Linked DNA regions of Homo sapiens: region 1 is linked to region 2. Evidence: read pairs that join two places in POLR2A ChIA-PET (ENCODE). Cell type or tissue: IMR-90. All regions are shown on one strand. Each heading gives the region's core, and the rest is flanking DNA. Links, peaks and the distances in the headings are about the cores only. Region 1 overlaps ACAD10 (acyl-CoA dehydrogenase family member 10). Region 2 overlaps ATXN2 (ataxin 2).

Region 1 (5,376 bases), core at 260-5,259, 150 kb after region 2:
AGTATGCCTGGCGTCTGGCGGCAGTGTCTAGCTTTATCTTATCATCTCTTGCTGTGAAAACTGCCCGTTAGGTACTTTTATAGGGTAGTGTTTATAGTGTTTTCTGCTTCGCAGCACCTGGAGACCTGCTTTTGATGCAAGCATGCCTTATTTGGCTTGTCTTCTTGCCCATCTGGGGACTCAGGCCTTTTATTAAACAAGACTAGACAGTGAAGGCTAATTTTAAAGACATTTCCGTTTCTTTTTTTTTTTTTTTTAGACATCGTCTCACTCAGTCGCCCAGGCTGGAGTGCAGTGGCGTGATCTCAGCTCACTGCCTACCCCACCTCCTGGGTTCAAGCAATTCTCCCGCCCCAGCCTCCCGAGCAGCTGGGATTACAGGTGTGCACCACCATGTGTGGCTAACTTTTGTATTTTTGGTAATCCAAAAATACAATACATTTTTAGTAATACAAAAATGTGAGATGGGGTTTCATCATATTGATCAGGCTGGTCTCAAACTCCTGCCCTCAAGTGATCTGCCCACTTTGGCCTCCCAGAGTGCTGGGATTATAGGCATGAGCCACCATGCCCAGCCTTAAAGACATTTCTTTGCCTTCCAAATTTGATTGGCCTCTCTTCATTGGCTTGACCGGTGTCCCTCGCTCCCGGCTTCTTCCGTTAGCCAGCCACCTTTGGGGATCCCCCTGGGTCTGAGAGTGGACAGCTGAGCTTTCTTTGTCATGTGGTCATCACGGGAGCTTGAGGAACCTGCTTCTGCATCAGAGACTGATGGGGCCAAGTGCTTCCCCCACACTGCCTTGAACGTGGCATGCAGTTGGGCTGCATTTGACCCCCTCCTCCATCTTCTTTCTCCACTTGGGATTCTAGAGCACTTGCCTGACAACACTTTCCTTGCCAGCCATTGCCATGTATTTCCTTTGGCGGGGAAGACCTCAGGTGGCCTTTGTGTCACCAGCCCACAACAGCTGCTCCGTGGACCTTGTCTTTGCTTCTCTTGGCACCTCAACAATCCACGAATGTGATCAAGTATACAGCAGGCAGGAGATATCCAGTGCAGTCTGAGCACCCCCTCCCCTAGCTATAGTGAAGTATGATGATCATTTAGGATGTTGCCTCCAGGAAAGGCATCCTCTGATTTTAGAGAGCGTGCTGCTGCTTATTGATCAACACAGTCAGAGATAGTTCTGTCTTTTGATGGATAGAAGAACATTTCTTGCTAGTGGAGTGAATCAGCGGTGGTGGGAGCATAAACTGCTGCAGCTACTTTGAAAAGTAGTAGGCAGTGGCCAGGCACGGTGACTCAAGCGTGTAATCCCAGCACTTTGGGAGGCGAAAGCGGGCAGATCACTTGAGGTCAGGAGTTCGAGACCAGCCTGGCCAACATGCCAAAATCCCATGTCTATTAAAAATATAAAAATTACCTGAGTGTGGTGGTGCCCCTGTAATCCCAGCTACTCGGGAGGGTGAGGCAGGAGAATCACTTGAACCCGGGAGGCAGAGGTTGCAGTGAGCCAAGACCGCACCACTGCACTCCAGCCTGGGTGACAGAGTGAGACTCCATCTCAAAAAACAACAAAAAAAGAAAAGTAATGGGCAGTAACATGGAAGATGGGAATATGCTACAACCCATCGTTTCTTGTAAAGAAGCATCTGCTGCAGCTTTGCACCAAGAGACTCAGGTGAAGATGTTTGTTTTGGTCATGCTTGTAATTATAATACATGATAAATAAAGTGTAGTTTGGCCATATGTTGGAATTCTATTTAGTGAGTAAAATAAACCAATTTGCTGTACATAAGTCATAAGTCTCAAAAAAGATAATCGAAGTAGAAAAAAGTTTCAAAAGGGTAATATATCATTTATGAAAATTTAAAAATAATTGAAAGAACACTATATGTGGTATATAGGTACAGGTATAGATAAGAGAAATATAGAAATGTCTGAGACTGATATATACCAACTTCAGGGTAGCAGTAAATCTCATTTTTAAAAAATCTGAAGCAAATGTAACAAAAAAGCACGTACAATATCTGTTAAATCTGGAAGGTGGACACATGAGTTCTGTCATTATGTCATTCTCTGTATTTTTCTGCATGCTTGATGTTTACTTTTTCTTTTAAATAAAGCATGCATTACAGACAGCCCTGGCAGGAAACAGAAAGCATGAAAGAGGCTATCTGGGGAGAGTTCAATATAGGGTTATTTAGTTCAATATAGCGTGGTTTAGAGGAACCGCTGAAGAACAGCGTGGAGTCCCGGGGCCAGTAACAGTGAGGGGTCAGTCTGACAGGGCAAGCATGTGCTGTGGTTATTGCTACTCTACAACAAACTTTGTCAGAACTGAGTGGCTGTCAACAACGACAGCAGTCATTTTGCTTATGAATCTTTGCAGTCTGGGGACAGGACAGCTTATTTCAAAGTAGGGCGGCTGTCGGGTGGGGCTGGATCTTCTGAAGACTTGCTAGCATGCTGGCCCTGGGCAGAGAAGATATTAACAGCCGGGCTCCTTGGGCCTCTCTTTCTGTCTCTTTGTGGTTCCCACATGGTCTCTCCAGCATGGCAACTTCTGGGTAACTGGACTTTTTTTTTTTGAGACAGGATCTTGCACTGTCACCCAGGCTGGAGTGTAGTGGCAATTCATAGGCTGGAACATAACTCACTGCAGCCACCAACTCCTGGGCTCAGTGATGCTCCCACCTTAGCCTCCTGAGTAGCTGGGACTACAGGCGTGCACTACCACGCTCAGCTAATTTTTAAATTTTTTTTTGTAGAGATAGGATCTTGTTATGTTGCCCGGGCTGGTCTTGAACTCCTGAGCTTAAGCAGTCCTCCGAAAATGTGGGGATTACAGGCATGAACCATTGCTCTCAGCCCTGGACTTCTTACCTGGGGGCTCAGGGCTCCAAAATAGTGTGTTTCAAGAGACAGAGGGCTGGGCAGAAGCTGTATCACGTTTTCTGACCTAGTCTAGTTTCAGGAATCCCTCAGCATCACTTCCACGTGTCTTATATCTGTTAGAAGCAAGATGCTTCACTGGGCCAAGCATTAGACTCTACCTTTTGTGGGAGGAGTGTCAAAGGATTTACAGATCTGTTTTAAAACCATCACAGGGAGGGAGTAATTCCCGGAACCCAGAGAGGCTAGCTCTCTGGGGAAGGCTGCAGAGAAGGAGCTGGGGAAATAAATAACCAGGCCCTTTCCCATCTCCTGCTTTTGATTGGCTGAGTCCAGCTGGAAGCCAGAGGGCAAGGGAGCCTTTGGAGCACACAGCCCAGGGAGCTCAGGCACCCGGGCACAGAGGGGATGGGAGGGTGGGGAGCCAAGCCTAAAGGGCAAACAGACCACGCAGAATCCACCCTAGCCGGCAGTTTTCTTAGTGCTGTCTCTATTCCTCCTGCGACTTTTCAGGCTCGACAACCTGGTGTTTCATCCAGAAGAGCCAGAGGTGCTTGCTGTCCTTGACTGGGAACTTTCTACCTTGGGCGACCCCCTTGCTGATGTGGCCTACAGCTGCCTGGCTCATTACCTGCCATCCAGTTTTCCCGTGCTGAGAGGTAGGAACTGCTGCTGGAGGATAGTGGGGGAGCAAGCCAGTTCTCCAAGCATTTGGGAGCAAACTCAGCTGAAGTAGTCCGTGATTGGGCGGGGGAAGTGAAAGTGAGGTCCTGGTGGTTCTGGTGGGAAACATAACTAGAATGCAGTCCTGTCACATTTACGGGAAAGTGGATATAGGATGTGTTTTAAGTGAAAAGTATGCCTGTATAGGTACCGCTTATGCTTTTACACAGCTAACTTCTATTTAGGGTTTTAAATTAAAAACACATTCATTGTGGCTGGGTGTGGTGTCTCATGCCTGTAATCCCAGCACGTTGGGAGGCCAAGGCGGGTGGATCACAAGGTCAGGAGTTCCAGACCAGCCTGGCCAACATGGTGAACCCTGTCTCTACTAAAAATACAAAATTAGCTGGACGTGGTGGCGTGTGCCTGTAACCCCAGCTACTCGGGAGGCTGAGGCAGGAGAATTGTTTGAACCTGGGAGGCAGAGGTTGCAGTCAGCTGAGATCATGCCATTGCACTCCAGCCTGGGCAACAGGGCGAGACTCCATCTCAAAAAAAACAAAAACAAACCACATTTATTGTGAAAATACTAGAGCCAACAGATAGCAACAACAACAAAACAGTTAAAATCATTAGTAGTCCCAGAGATAACCATTTGCTGACATTTCAGTATCTATCCATGTCATCTTTTCTTCTGTGTGTATATGTACATTTCCTAAAACAAAACAAAAATGTAACATGATCTAATGGCATGCTTTTTTTCACTTCATTGTATACTGTAGACATGTTTTCATGACATTAAGTATTTCTTCTATAGCATAATTTTTAATGAGAGCATATAATTTTATTGTATAGAATTAAGGGAAGACGGCCGGGCGCGGTGGCCCACGCCTGTAATCCCAGCACTTTGGGAGGCCGAGACGGGTGGATCACGAGGTCAGGAGATCGAGACCATCCTGGCTAACATGGTGAAACCCCGTCTCTACTAAAAATACAAAAAAATTAGCTGGGCGTGGTGGTGGGCACCTGTAGTCCCAGCTACTCAGGAGGCTGAGGCAGGAGAATGGTGTGAACCCGGGAGGCGGAGCTTGCAATGAGCTGAGATGGCGCCACTGCACTCGAGCCTAGGCAACAGAGCAAGACTCCATCTCAAAAAAAAAAAAAGAATTAAGGGAAGACATTTGGGTTAATTCCTATTTAGATATTTAATTTGTTTCCAATTTTTTAGTATTACTTCCCCTACTTCCATGAAAAAAAGGCAGTGAACATCCTTGTAGTAATATATTTGCCTATATATAAGGTATACTCCTAAGATTAATACCTAGGAATGGAATATATTACATGCTTCTAAATCATGAAAATGTCACAACTGGAGGAAATAAGTGAATTTTTTTTTTTTTTGAGACGGAGTCTCGCTCTGTTGCCCAGGCTAGAGTGCAGTGGCGCGATCTCAGCTCACTGCAAGCTCCACCTCCCAGGTTCACACCATTCTCCTGCCTCAGCCTCCTAAGTAGCTGGGACTACAGGCACCCACCACCACGCCCGGCTAAATTTTTGTTTTTGTAGTAGACATGGGGTTTCACCGTGTTAGCCAGGATGGTCTCGATCTCCTGACCTCATGATCCGCCCGCCTTGGCCTCCCAAAGTGCTAGGATTACAGGCGTGAGCCACTGCGCCTGGCCCGTGAAATTATTTTATTTGCTATAATTATCATTTTCATAATTTGGTGAGATCTTTTTATTTTTATATTTATTTATTTATTTGTTTATTTGTTTATTTATTTTTGAGATGGAGTCTCCCTCTGTCACTCGTTTTAT
Region 2 (5,376 bases), core at 167-5,166:
ACCAGGCATGATGGCACACACATGTGGTCCCAAGCTACTCAGGAGGCTGAGGCAGAACTGCTTGAACTCGGGAGGTGGAGGTTAGAGTGAGCAGAAATTGCACCACGCACTGCAGCCTGGGTGACAAAGCGAGACGGTGTCTCAAAAAAAAAAAAAGAACTGCAGGGTGTGATGTTGCATGTGCCTGTGGTCCCAGCTACTCAGGAGGCTGAGGTGGGAGGATCACTTGAACCCAGGAGTTAAAGGCTGCAATAAGCCATGATCACAATACTGTACTCCAACCTGGGCAATACAGCAAGATCCCATCTCAAAAAATAAATACATAAAAACAGAAAATATTAAGACTTTAGTATCTCAGTTTTTTTGTTTGTTTGTTTGTTTGTTTGAGACGGAGTCTCGCTCTGTCGCCCAGCAGGCTGGAGTGCAGTGGCACCATCTCCGCTCACTGCAAGCTCTGCCTCCCGGGTTCACGCCATTCTCCTGCCTCAGCCTCCCAAGTAGCTGGGATTACAGGCGCCCGCCACCACGCCTGGCTAATTTTTTGTATTTTTAGTAGAGACAGGGTTTCCCCATGTTAGGCAGGACGGTCTCGATCTCCTGACCTCGTGATCCACCCGCCTCGGCCTTCCAAAGTGCTGGGATTACAGGCACGAGCCACCGCGCCCGGCCAGTATCTCAGTTTTTTTTTTTGTTTGTTTTTTTTTTTTTTTTGGAGACAGAGTCTCGTTCTGTCGCCCAGGCTGGAGTGCAGTGGCACAATCTTGGCTCACTGCAACCTCCACCTCCTGGGTTCAAGCGATTCCCCTGCCTCAGCCTCTCGAGTAGCTGGGACTACAGATGCGCACCACCATGCCCAGCTAATTTTTTCTATTTTAGTAGAGATGAGGTTTCACAATGTTGCCCAGGTTGGTCTCGATCTCCTGACCTCGTGATCCACCCGCCTCAGCCTCCCAAAGTGCTGGGATTATAGGCGTGAGCCACCGCGCCCAGCCAAGGAAGATATTCTTTCTCTTTTAATAGGTAAATAAACTAAGCCTGAGAGTGGCTGAGTAACTTGCCCATTCAAACATGTGACCAAGCAGTTAAGTGCCAACCATTCAAGAAATAGGGATACAATCAATAGTGAACAAAACAAAGTTCCTGCTTTCATAGAGCTTAAATTTTAGTTACTGAAGAGTGAACCATGGCCAGGCACGGTAGATCATGCCTGTAATCCCAGCACGTTGGGAGGCCCAGGTGGGCGGACCACCTGAGGTCAGGAGTTCAAGACCAGCCTGAACAACATGGCGAAAACCCCGTCTCTACTAAAAATATAAAAATTAGCTGGGCATGGTGGTGGGTGCCTGTAATCCCAACTATTCAGGAGGCTGAGGCAGGAGAATCACTTGAACACAGGAGGTGGAGGTTGCAGTGAGCCAAGATCGCACCATTGCACTCCAGCCTGGGCAACACAGCAAGACTCCGACTCAAAAAAAAAAAAAAAAAAAAAAAACAGTGAACCATGATTCCAGCTTAGACTGGAGTTGCCAGATAAAATACAAGATGCTCAGTTAAATTTCAACTTTAGATAAATAACTTTTTTCTATGCAATTTAATACACAATTATACTAAAAAACTGGTCAATGTTCATCAAAAATTCAAATTTAACTGAGTGTCCTGTATTTCTATTTGCCAAATCTGACAACCCTAGCTTAGATATAACCTCAAAACTCTTTCTCAATCCTTTTACTGCGTTTCTCTGGCTCTAAAGCAGTAACTTTTTTGACTATATCAATAAAAAATTACTTAAAAAAAAATTTTTGGCTAGGCACGGTGGCTCATCCCTGTAATCCCAGCATTTCTGGACACCAAGGTGGGTGGATCATCTGAGCTCCAGAGTTCAAGACTAGCCTGAACAACATGGCAAAACCTCATCTCTTCAAAAAATACAAAAATTAGCCAGGCATGGTAGCGTGCTCCTGTACTCCCAGCTACTCAGGAGGCTGAGGTGGGAGGATCGCTTGAGCCCAGGAAACAGAGGTTGCAGTGAGCCGAGACTGCACCACTACATTCTAGCCTTGGTGACAGAGACCCTGTCTCAAAAAAAAAAAAAAAAAAAAAAAAAAAAAAAAAATTCATTGAACTGTTGCTGCTCGTGGCAGAGCAGGACTAGTCCATAGGCAATGTGCCCAGAGTTGGCCAAAAATTACATTTTGAATTACAATGCGGTATATATACATTAACTCAAACCAAAGCTTAAAACAATTCTTGGCAGCTGGGTGCAGTGGCTCACACCTGTAATCCCAGCACTTTGGGAGTCGAGGTGGGCAGATTACGAGGTCAAGAGATCAAGACTATCCTGGCCAACATGGTGAAACCCCATCTCTACTAAAAATACAAAAATTAGGCCGGGCACAGGGGTTCATGCCTGTATCCCCAGCACTTTGGGAGGCCGAGGCAAGTGGATCACCTGAGGTCAGGAGTTCAAGACCAGCCTGACCAACATGGAGAAACCCCATCTCTACTAAAACTAAATACAAAATTAGCCAGGCATGGTGGAGCATGTCTGTAATCCCAGCTACTCAGGAGGCTGAGGTAGGAGAATCACTTGAACCCGGGAGGCAGATCGGGCCATTGCACTCCAGCCTCGGCAACTAAGAGCGAAACTCCATCTCAAAAACAATTATTTCAATAATGCAATGCATCCTAACACTTCTTATTCTTTTTCATTTTTCTAAAAATGCTTGTCATAATCCACTAATGTGTTTCACAATCTACTAAGGGGTCATGATCTGCAGATTGAAAAATACTTCTTTGGGAGATATAAAAAATCATTTAACCTGGTGTTATGAGTCACCATTATGAGCACATTAACTAACTACACTGTGCTATAAAACAGTAATGCCCTTAGGGCCTAAGATATACAGCTATAAACTTACAGTCAAAACTCCCAGGCCGGGAGTGGTGGCTCACGCCTGTAATCCCGGCACTTTGGGAGGCCTAGGCAGGTGGATCATCTGAGGTCAGGAGTTCAAGACCGGCCTGGCCAATATGGCAAAACCCCATCTCTACTAAAAATACAAAAATTATCCGGGTGTGGTGGCGGGCACCCGTAATCCCAGCTACTCAGGAGTCAGAGGCAGGAAAATCGCTAGAAGCTGGGAGGCAGAGGTTGCAGTGGGCCAAGATTGTACCATTGCACTCCAGCCTGGGCAACAGAACAAGATTCTATGTCAAAAAAAAAAAGCCAGGTGCGGTGGCTCACGCCTGTGGTCCCGGCACTTTGGGAGGCTGAAGCAGGCGGATCACCTGAGGTCAGGAGTTCGAGACCAGCCTGGCCAAAATGGGGAAACCCCGTCTCTACTAAAAATACAAAAATTAACCCGGTGTGTGACCAATATCTGTACTCCCAGCTACTCAGGAGTCAGGCAGGAGAACTGCTTGAACCTGGGAGGCGGAACTACAGTGAGCAGAGATGGCGCCATTGCACTCCAGCCTGGGTGACAAGAGCAAAACTCCATCTCAAAAAAAAAAAAAAAAAAAAAAAAAAAAACCTCCCAGAATGGTATACTTGTTGAGCTCTTGTGTCTGTTTTTTAGTAGTTCCCATTTTAGTAGTTCCCAGGCTCTTTGCTTTGTTTTTTTGAGATAAGGTCTCATTTTAACGCCCAGGCTGGAGTGCAGTGGTGCAATCATGGCTCACCTCGACATCCAGACTTAAGTGAACCACCTGCCTCAGCCTCCCAAGTAGCTGAGACTACAGAAGTGCACGACCATGACTGGCTAAATTTTTTGTATTAATATTTTTTGTTGAGATGGGGTTTCCCTGTGTTGCCCAGGCTGGACTTGAACTCCTGGGCTCAGGTAATCTGCCTGCTTCAGCCTCCCAAAGTGTTGGGATTACAGGTGTGAGCCACCATGCCCAGCCACCAGTCTTCCAAACTTTTTTTTTTTTTTTGAGACAGAGTCTCACTCTGCTCTGTGGCCCAGGCTGGGGCACAGTGGCACAATCTGAGCTCACTGCAACCTTCACCTCCCGGGTTCAAGCGATTCTCCTGCCTCAGCCTCCCAAGTAGCTGGGATTACAGGCGCCCGCCCAGCCCCAAGTCTGGTTTTTTTTTTTTTTTTTTTTTTTTAGACGGAGTCTCCCTCTGTCGTCAGTGCAGTGGCCCGATCTCGGCTCACTGCAACCTCTGCCTCCCGGGTTCAAGCAATTCTCCTGCCTCAGCCTCCCGAGTAGCTGGGACTACAGGCACACATCACCACGCCCATTTAATTTTTTTGTATTTTTAGTAGAGATGGGGTTTCACCCTGTTGGCCAGAATGGTCTCAATCTCTTGACCTTGTAATCCGCCCTCCTCAACCTCCCAAAGTGCTGGGATTACAGGGGTGAGCCACCACGCCCGGCCCTTTTTCTGTTTTTCAGTAGAGACAGGGTTTCACCATGTTGGCCAGACTGGTCTCGAACTCCTGACCTCAAGTGATCCACCCTCCTTGGCCTCCCAAAGTGCTGGGATTACAAGCGTGAGCCACCGCACCCAGCTAAGTCTTTCAACTTTCTATCACGCTACTGTTATTTCTCATTGCTGTTAATATATCTGCCTCTGAAAACATTGCTTTTCTACTTGCTGCCAATATGTACATCAGAAAAGAAAGCTAGATAGAATCATGTGTAAAGTAAAAGTTCTCAAAGAGGCCATAAAGAACTCTCCAGACCAGAGGCTAAAGCAGGAGGACAGTTTAAGCCCAGAAGTTGGAGGCCAGCCTGGGCAACATAACAAGACCCCCATTTCTACCAAAAAAAAAAAAAAAAAAAAGAACTCCCCTTTCTAAAATCTGCTCAAGCTTCAGTGAAAAGACATTTAGTCTTCAATTCCTGATTTCGAAATGTGTTTCAGGAATGAAAATAGTTAACTGCACAAAGTCCACAGCAAATGTTTATAAACCCGAAAAGAAAAATGCAGTACTTGTTTCAAAACCCGCCCTTTATAAAAAACTAAAATTATAATCAAGATTAATTCCACTTAGAAAAATTATTAAGAATATTTTAACATGACTTTAAAAAGCAATATGAAAAACGTCAATGAAAAATATTTGACCTGGCCAGCCACGGTGCCTCACACATGTAATTAAAGCACTTTGGGAAAACTAGGTGGGTGGATCATTTGAATTTAAGAGTTTGAGACCAGCCTGGGCAACATGGCTAAACCCTGTCTCTACAAAATATACAAAAGCCAGGCATGGTGGCATACACCTGTAGTTCCAGCTACTCGGGAGACTGAGGTAGGAGGACTGCTTGAGCCCAGGATGTTGAGGCTGCAGTGAGCCATGACCATACCACTATACTCCAACCTGGCCAACAGGGTAAGACTCAGTCTCAAAAAAAAGGAAATTTAAA

Evidence for each region. ChIA-PET counts read pairs that join two places held together with the same protein. Peaks named below come from ENCODE experiments on the same cell type or tissue, not always from the same donor. Only the 100,000 strongest peaks of a DNase experiment are listed, where the experiment ranks them.
Region 1: POLR2A ChIA-PET joins it to region 2 with 9 read pairs; 2 of 35 experiments call an interaction of 5 or more read pairs at or near these places.

The regions. Positions count from the first base shown.
Region 1 is chr12:111,730,514-111,735,889 of GRCh38, forward strand. ACAD10 (acyl-CoA dehydrogenase family member 10) reads left to right here. Exons shown (of 21, transcript NM_025247.6): 11 at 3,410-3,555. Among named protein-coding and RNA genes, the nearest start is that of ALDH2, 34 kb to the right of the region's middle. In IMR-90, for the core only: no CTCF peak of the experiment used is centred there; no DNase peak of the experiment used is centred there.
Region 2 is chr12:111,582,299-111,587,674 of GRCh38, forward strand. All of the region lies in intron 1 of ATXN2 (ataxin 2), which reads right to left. Among named protein-coding and RNA genes, the nearest start is that of ATXN2, 14 kb to the right of the region's middle. In IMR-90, for the core only: no CTCF peak of the experiment used is centred there; a DNase peak (open chromatin) is centred at 2,833; H3K27ac peaks cover 670 bases.